Linked DNA regions of Homo sapiens: region 2 is linked to region 1. Evidence: chromatin loops called from intact Hi-C (ENCODE). Cell type or tissue: mammary epithelial cell. All regions are shown on one strand. Each heading gives the region's core, and the rest is flanking DNA. Links, peaks and the distances in the headings are about the cores only.

Evidence for each region. A loop is a pair of places that touch in the nucleus more often than their neighbours do. Peaks named below come from ENCODE experiments on the same cell type or tissue, not always from the same donor. Only the 100,000 strongest peaks of a DNase experiment are listed, where the experiment ranks them.
Region 2: it touches region 1 in a loop (2.7-fold over the local background); 4 of 110 quality-filtered maps call a loop at or near these places.

Annotation. Positions count from the first base shown.
Region 1 is chr11:35,582,383-35,586,779 of GRCh38, forward strand. No RefSeq gene overlaps it. Among named protein-coding and RNA genes, the nearest start is that of FJX1, 34 kb to the right of the region's middle. In mammary epithelial cell, for the core only: no CTCF peak of the experiment used is centred there; a DNase peak (open chromatin) is centred at 2,139; H3K27ac peaks cover 1,531 bases.
Region 2 is chr11:35,513,578-35,517,974 of GRCh38, forward strand. The region is part of intron 1 of PAMR1 (peptidase domain containing associated with muscle regeneration 1); the gene reads right to left. Among named protein-coding and RNA genes, the nearest start is that of PAMR1, 9.8 kb to the right of the region's middle. In mammary epithelial cell, for the core only: no CTCF peak of the experiment used is centred there; DNase peaks (open chromatin) are centred at 1,884 and 3,014.

The DNA of each region.
Region 1 (4,397 bases), core at 156-4,155:
ATAGCTCCCCCTCTAAGAGGTAACAGCATAGTATTTCTTTGTCTATATTGACAATATATGATCTTTACATTGTCACCAAAGAAGCAGAACTGTGCTATGTTTCCTGATTTATGTAGGTCATTTTCTGTGTTGTCACATTTCCTATTCATTCGCTTGTTCATTTCTTCTTTTATTCACCCAACAATACTTATTTTTTTAGACAGAGTCTCACTCTGTCGCCCAGGCCAGAGTACAGTGGCGTGATCTTGGCTCTCTGCAACCTCCACCTCCTGGGTTCAAACGATTCTCCTGCCTCAGCCTCTTCAGTAGCTGGGACTTCAGGCGCCACACCCAGCTAATTTTTTGTATTTTAAGTAGAGATGGGGTTTCACCATATTGGCCAGGCTGGTCTTGAACTCCTGACCTCATGATCTGCCCGCCTTGGCCTCCCAAAGTGCTGGGATTACAGGCATGAGCAACCACGCCCAGCCTAACAATACTTTTAAGAGTCTAATTCTTCTAGTCACTAGAGAATCAGTGGTAAGTTACACAGCCATGGAAATATCTTGTTTTAGGTAAAATAGACAATAAAAGTGTGAACAAAAAAAAAGAAGAAAATATCTGATCATTATAATACCCTAAGGAAAATAAAACAAGATGATCCAATAAAGAATTACTTTTAGAGGGTGGAGGAAGAAAATCTATTACTTGTATGTCCAATCATGTTTTCAGCTACTTTCTTTTCTTGTCCCACAAACTCTATTTTGGAACATTAAGACAGGTCGACCTAACCTGACTCCAGTTTGTTTTCTCCCCTGGCATGAACATTGGCTTAGACTACATACTCCAGCCTCTGCCTTTCCCTACCAATGTTATTGCTGGCAAGCCCAATCCCTCCAATACTGTAAGCTGCTCTGTACATCCCTCTATACACAGGGGACAGGGTTGGTCCTGCAGTGATGAATAAACATTTCTTCTGTATTAGTAACTCCTCTAATTTGTCTTGGACTATCATTATTTTTTCCTTTCAGGAAATAAAACCCCAAACAAACAAGGGTCTAAGAAGCCATGTGAGAGTAAAGCCTACCAGGTCACACTCAGTTCTGGGAACACTCAGCCCTCCCCTAATTAATTGCAATAGTTGAAGCATTAGCCACACAGCTAGATGAGAAGGAAGCATGAAGTTCTAAGAGTGTTGGGCTGGAAGTCAGAAGACCTGTATTTTTGCCCCAGCTCACCATTAACTAAATGGGCAATCTCAAATAAATGTCTTCTTCTCTGGCACCTGCCATACAATAAGCACATAATCTATTTTGTTGAATGAGTGGAACAGGATCTTATACTACCACTGCCCCTATCAGCTAAAGTAGAGATTCAGAGGCTGTAACAAAGAGACCTCAAAATATAGTGGCTTAAACAGCAAAGAGGTTTATGTCTCTCTAATGCAACAGAATAGTGGTAAGGAGGAGAGGTTGGCAGCTCTGCTCTGCCAGGATATCCTGGGACCCAGGTTTCTTTTATTTTCTTCCTCTAGATCTTTTTAGGGTGGTGCTGCATGGCTGATGCTGATTCAGCAGTGCCACATCCAAGTACCAGCCAGAGAGAAGAGGAAAAGAGAGTAGATGTGAAAGACTTACACTCAAGCTCCCATTCACAAGAAGCTGATCACATGGCCACAACAAGCTTCAAGGGAGACTGGGAAATGTGGCCTCTAGCTGATTAGCCATGATGCCTGAAAGCACCTATGGAGTAGGGGAGAATTTTCTTACTAAAAGAGAAAAGGAGAGAACAGACACAGTTGGACATATAGCAGTCTCGGACATGCCTATAACAAGATTCCATACTCAAGTCTATTATTCTATTGAGTAATGAATTGTATTGTCATGTAATCATTTAATTTTATTTGGCTTCTTTTTTTTGCCCAGAATTTTGCTTTGATTCCAACTTCAAACCTACTACTGACCTAAACCTAATGTCTTTGGGTATGTATGTTTTAATGTGAGGTCCATGGCTCCCACAGGCCCCCCTAAGGGGAGTCTTAAAATTTTTTACGAGGATCTTTTTAATTGGAGGTCTTCGTTTTGATCATAGTCTTAAAATTGAGTTTTACTATCTTCTGCATAATTCTAATGACTCATGATCAAATCATACCACAGGAATCCAGTGGCCTTGTTTATTCCAGTGGCACAGATGTAAGCTTTGCAAAGACATGTTGGGTTAACACAAATTAAGGCCAAATAAGTTGATAGTATACGTATACTTTACAAAGGCAGTTTCCATAGTAGTTCAAATAAAGAGAAATTGTGGAAAAATGGGTCATCACATGGCACCCAGTAGCATAGACATGCCAAATTTAAAAGAATTAATGAGGCAGCAGTCAATATCATGTTTTCATTTGAAAGGTAATTTGGTTTCAGCAAAACAACATCATCCTTCCCATTAAATTAAGGTTGTTAAATTGGCTTTGTAGTTTTGTTTGAATTTAACTTGTATTGAATTATATAATTTAACTTGTTTTTGGTTTTATATATATATCAGAGCCATAAGGATAAATTTGAAAGTAGCATTATAATTAAACAATTTAAGTAAACACTGGGAGGAAAAGTGGAAATTGCTTTTTTCTTTCAAAAGGCTCCATTTATTACTAAAGATTAAGGGGCAGAGTTAACATGAAGATTTTCAAACAGTGATTTCCCCCTAGACTATGATTCTAGTAGACCCTAAATATTTTTACCCTGGAAATACTTGTTTTAGATCTTGTCCACACTCACCACTCAACCTCAATGCCTACTCAGTTGCTGCCCTCTTTAGAAAAAGAAGAAACATGGAATTGTGTAATATTTGCAGCATTTCATGAACCAAAGAAATTTTGCCCAAGAGGATGGGTAGGTTACTCTCTGATTGCTAGTTGATTTCTGTTGCTTGAAAGGACAGGAAAGTGAAAAGTTCCTTCCTTTTCCTCTTGTCTTACCCATGACTGCAGTTTCTAGGGTAACTGCCTGAAAAGGGCAATAAACATTCCAGCCCCCTAACGCAAAGGTGTAGAAAGTGACAAATAGAGGGGTTCTGCAGCAGTGCGTACATCAGTCTATCTGGTGCTTGGAGATCCTTTGGGATGAGAGGTACTACATAACTTTAAGTTATAGAGACGCTTAATCAACCATTCTCCCACTGACCTGTGTTCTGTCCGTGATTTACTGGCACCTCTGTTTACCTACAGGATAATGGTCCTGGTGGGGAAGAGTATGAGGAAATAAATGACTAGGTGGGTGATTAATTGTCCTCGCACAACACAGGGTCTGGTACCAAGATCATTATTTCTATTGTATGACAAGAAAGAAAGAAGGAACAGTGAAGCAGTGTGCATAAATAATGGGAGAAAGATTTCTTCATTGCTCAGGAAAGCTTTGCTGTCCCATTCTTTTCAGACTTTCTGAAGTGGCCTGTCCCGTAGTGTGAATTCTCATCTCTCTCTTGAACCTTCAAAACTGGTCTTCACCAATCCATTTGACATGGGGCTAACAGATATTTGGGGGATAGTTTCCATCCTATTCACTACCAAATGCAAAGGGAGTATGGAACTGTTACTTTGCCCTTTCTGGAGCTTAACAATGCAAGCCACCTCCTGGGAGACAGCTCTGGGTTCCAAAAATAAGAGGCAGGAGAGAAGAATATATATTTGGTTTGAATGAAAACTATGAGTAAGGGCAGAGCAATATGGAGAAGAGTTCAGGACCCAAAGGCATCAGCTTTCAGCATTTTATTTTAATTAACTAAATCAAGCATTTAGCTCAGTTGTTCTCAATCCCAGTACATATTAGAAACACTTCACTTGGGAGCCTCCAAAAAAATACCAATGCCCAGGTCTCACCTCAGACCAATTAAATCAGAAAGAGGCCAATACCTTAAAATAACTGACCAAATGGAAATGAAATTCCTGGTCCTTGAAAGTAACTCTTTAGGAGACTTGGAGCATTGATTTCATCAGAGAATCCCTCGCCTGTCTATAGAGAGCAGCGGAGAAGAGCAAAGCACAAGCTGCTGTGGACTGTTCCAACTTCAACATTACTGCTTCCAATAGGAGGAAATAAATCACTAAAGAACTGTGCCTTATTTTAACTAGCCTGGGCTTTAATAGCCCATCAGCTTTGGTTTAAATGCTTTTCGATAGCACTGAGCATTTGACCTTAAGCAAAGCACTTGGATTCAACCTTGACATTTACCATAATTAGACAAAGAAGATTTTGCTCATTAAATATTATTTTTGTTTCTTGGACCATGAACTGAATTGTGAATGATCTCCAGTTTCAGGCAATGCAATGGCATGACCCTCAGTTCCTTGCAGCTGATAGCAGCTACAAGTCCCAATCTGCCCTCAACGGAAGGCAGGAGGCAAGGCTAGCATTTCCCACAGGTTC
Region 2 (4,397 bases), core at 292-4,291, 69 kb before region 1:
GTCCTCACAATTGCATTACTATCTTGCATTTTATATATGAAGAAACCAAGGCACAGAAAGATTAAGTACCTTAATCAAGGTTATACAGTAAGTGGCAGAGCTGGGACTCAGTCTGTGTGCATCAGAAGCCCATGTTCTCATTTACAACACACTCCCCAGACCACCTGTATTGAAACTACCTGGGATGCTTGCTTAAAAGTCTTATTCCTGGACCACAGTCCAGACATCTTCCCTCAGAATCTCTGGAGGTGGGAGCAAAGTCTCTGCCTCTCAAATAAGCATATTCCTTTGAAAATCACAGTTTGGTGATGCTGCTTTTACTATATCCAGGAGAATGCGTTACCAAAAAGGCACCTTCCCTCCAGTCCATGTAAAGCTGTACTTTGCACTGGTTCTCCTTTCCCACTTGTCTAAAGATGAAAGATAATAATCCTGACTTCTTAGTGGCCTTGAAAGGGATTCTGATCTTCTGGGCTATACTCTGAACCCACATCCATGGAATCTGCCCCTCCTTTATGCTGCTGGACAACCACGGACAAGAAACCTTGCCACGGCATTTCCCTACAGCCTCGAGAGGATGGAGGCACAGGGATGAGATTGTTGATGTCACTGCAGTTGAAAAAACACAATGAGCATAAAGGGTTTTTGAAGAAAAAAATGCATATTTGTCAGACATTACCATTATTCTCTGCAGAACAGAAAAAGACACAGATGGCAAGGGAACGAAGGAGGCGAGATGTAATGTCTCCTCCAGGGGCCCACACATACATGGCCTTTTCAAGCAGTCTGTTCAGGTTTATATCATGGCATTGTGGGCTCCACCCACTTGCTTTTACATTTCCTAGTCCCTTTTCTCTAATCCCTCTTCCATTTATCTTGCCCCCTGCTGCTTTACTTTAAAAACAGAAATTCTACATCCATACCCAAAGGGAACAAAACCCAAACTCTAGGAGCTTGAAGGTGCCCCCAGTTGCCATTATCCTCAACAACTGTGGTGCTGGAAATCCTTGAAGGACAGCTGCTTCTGGGTTATTTCAAATGTTGGAATATGAGCTGAATAGGTCTTATTTTTATTAGCATTGGTTACTGAATAAAATAATTGAATAATGCATCTAAAAATATTTGGCGGCCAGGTGTGATGGCTCATGCCTGTAATCCTAGAGCTTTGGGAGGCCGTGGTGGGGAATGGCTTGAGGTCAGGAGTTTGAGACCAGCCTGGGCAACATAGCAAACCCACCCCCGCACCACACCCCCTGGTTTCTACAAAAAATTTAAAAATTAGCTGGGCATGGTGGTACACAACTGTGGTCCCAGCTACTCAGGAAGCTGAGGTGGGAGGATCACTCGAGCCCAGCAGGTCAAGACTGCAGCAAACCATGATTGTGCCACTGCACTTCAACCTGGGTGACAGACCAAGATCCAGTCTCAAAAAGAAATAAATAAAACTTGGCTATACAATTCAACAAATATTATATCAATCAAAGCACTAGAATGACGACATTAAAAACAATGAAATATAAGCTATACCCTAAAAATCCAATCTCGTTTTCCCAAGACCCAAGAATTCTACAAACTATCCCACCTGTTCCCAGGCTTGCACACTTTAAAATCTTCTTTCTGAGTCAGAGTGCATTAGGACTACATCAGGGGTCTTGATCTGCCACTGTCTACCTCTTTGCCAAAAGCTTCCAGAATTACTGTTACTGTCCTCCTATCCAGATTCCCCTATGTGAAGCAGAAGCCAGATTTTCTGTCCACCAAAGGCAGCTGGCCAACAACAGATGTCAAGTGTAGAAATATGTTGAGCCAGGGTGATGCATTTGTAATGGTATGTCCAATGGGTCCCGAAGCCCTGAGCTGACAGCAACTTCAGGCAGGCTAGTCCTTATTATAGTTACCTCCCCCAGCTCTGCAAGCTAGAACACGATCAAGGGAAACTTCTTTTTGCCTGAGGATTCCTGGCTGGCTCTAAGCTTGAATCACAACAGGTGGATGGCCATGAGCAACGTCTCATCTGCAGACTTTTAAGGGGGCCTCAGTGTTTGGGGTGGAGCATCATTAGCCCAGAACCACCTGTTCTATAAGACATTATCCCTCACATGCCTACAAGAACCTGCCACCAGCCCTATTTCAAACACAGAGAAATGAAGCCATGGCATGTGAAAGGCATTTCTCCTAAGGCTGGAAGGTGGATGCATGTTAAAACCAAGGAGAGAGAGCAAGTGTCAACAGACAGATGTATGCCAAGTCTTTTGGGATTCTCTTTTTTTTTCTCTCTCTGACAGAGTCACAGATGAATAGAATGGGACTTTGGCCTGAAAAAGGGAGCCTCAAGAGGATCATGTAAGTTTCGTCAAACTATAGACGAAAACACCCAGTATCATTCCTTCTCAATTCCTTGTGAAACTTGTGTTAGTGAGAACAGTACAAGAAGGAAGGGGAGGAGTATATGACAACTTTAATTTCTCAAGTATTCCCATTTTGCCAGGGAACTATGCTAAGTATGTTAAATGGATTATCTCATTTAATACCTGCAGTCAACCTATGATATAGACACAATTATCCTCAGTCTGCAGATTGGAAGGTGATAGGGCCACATCAGCGAGGGGAAGTAACTTGCTAAATAAAACCAGCCATAAACGACAGAGCGAGGATTCAAACCCTGATCAGTGTTTCAAACCACAATACTTTATACCCCATGCATGTGCACATACTTACATATACACACACAAATATGCACCTCATATGCCTACTTTTATTATGCTGTGTGCATGCACATGTAAACTTACATCCATTCTAAGAAATCTGTATCAAAGATGAATTCGGTATATATTCAGTGGGGGCTGAAAAGATCATAGTTTCCCAAAATCCACTTAGGCAAGATGTCCTTTAAAGGAGCAGCTGATTTCATTCCTCATCCATTGTCACTGCAGTCATCCTGTCTGAAACAAGTCCGGGCAGAGAGAGAAGGCACACAATGCTAGGGCCAAGGGAAAAACCGTGTTGCATGACAACAAGAACAATATTTAGCGAAGGCAGGAATAAAGTAGGTCCCACAAACAACAAACAAGGGGTCAATGAACAGCGCAAACCCATGTGCTGTCTCTATGGGATACAGCCCCAGTGTAAACAGACAGACCACTTTCAGGTTGTGCAAATCAAGGTCACAGTGACTGGGCTCTACCAGAACTGACAAACACAAGAGAATTTTGACCACAAATTGGACCACAATTCTTACTTTACATTATAGTCAAATGTTTGGTAGTCGATGATGATCTAATGAAATATCAGTCAGGTAGAAACAGTGACAATGCAGGGGGCAGCTCAAACAAATAATCGCAAGGGATTAGAGAAGCCTCTGTGAGAGGGGGGAAGGGGAAAAAAGAGGTGGGAGAAGGGAGTGATTAGACCCTAGACTTAATGTCCCAGGGATTAGAAGGATGCTCAAATATTCTCTGTAGACTGACGATAATTGTATCTGACATGATACATCTAGCTGAGAAGTCAAGTCACAGCTCTTCTCACTCCCCCAGACTGCCACATCATCAGGCGTGCTAACAAATGAGATTCACAGCTCAGTTTGCCAAATGATCCAAGACCACTCACATTACTACAAGCACCTGGAATACAGGAAATGAGTTTTCTCCATAGCCCAAATTGATTAGTGCTGGCAAGAACCTTTCTCATAGGAACATGGATGTGCCATCATCTCATGGCCCTTTCAACATCTCAGCAAACGTTAAGTGATGAGGACATCAGACTTCCTACTCATACCTCAGCAAAAGTCTGAAGAGAAGCCCATGATTCTTAGACTTTCAAAGTCCCTTCCTACCCTTTCCTCTGTAATGGTGAGATATTCTTCCATGTTTTATGCCTTATGGGCAAGAGGTCAGAGTTTTCCAAACTGTATTCCATGAAGCACTAATTCCACTGGATGGTATAAGGTAAAAAGACAAAAAGAGGCTCTGTGGTCAAACAACTTTGTGAAATATTTCATTATAAAAAATGAATTATAGCTTTCTTTACTGCAGGACTCTGCAGAGTCTATAATCTCCAAATCCCCCAGACTTATTTCATCATAACATCCTGGATTCTGTTTACTTTTGCTGAATATCTCCCAGGATTAGCATTTCCTGAAACCCATTTTGGGAAATGCCAAGCTGAACCATCAGTTCTCTCAGTAGATTGCAAGTGCCTTCAGAAAAAGGACTTTGTCCTGTTCATCTTGATATTGCCAACACCTATAACCATGCCTGGCACCCGATAGGGGCTTGATAAGGATTACTAAATAAATACATGAATATGGACATGGGAGCATGTGTGATTCCAAGTGTAAAGGCTATTTGTGACAAAGACCGATGTTAGAATCTTCTCTTGCTGTGACTTTTCAGAGTCTC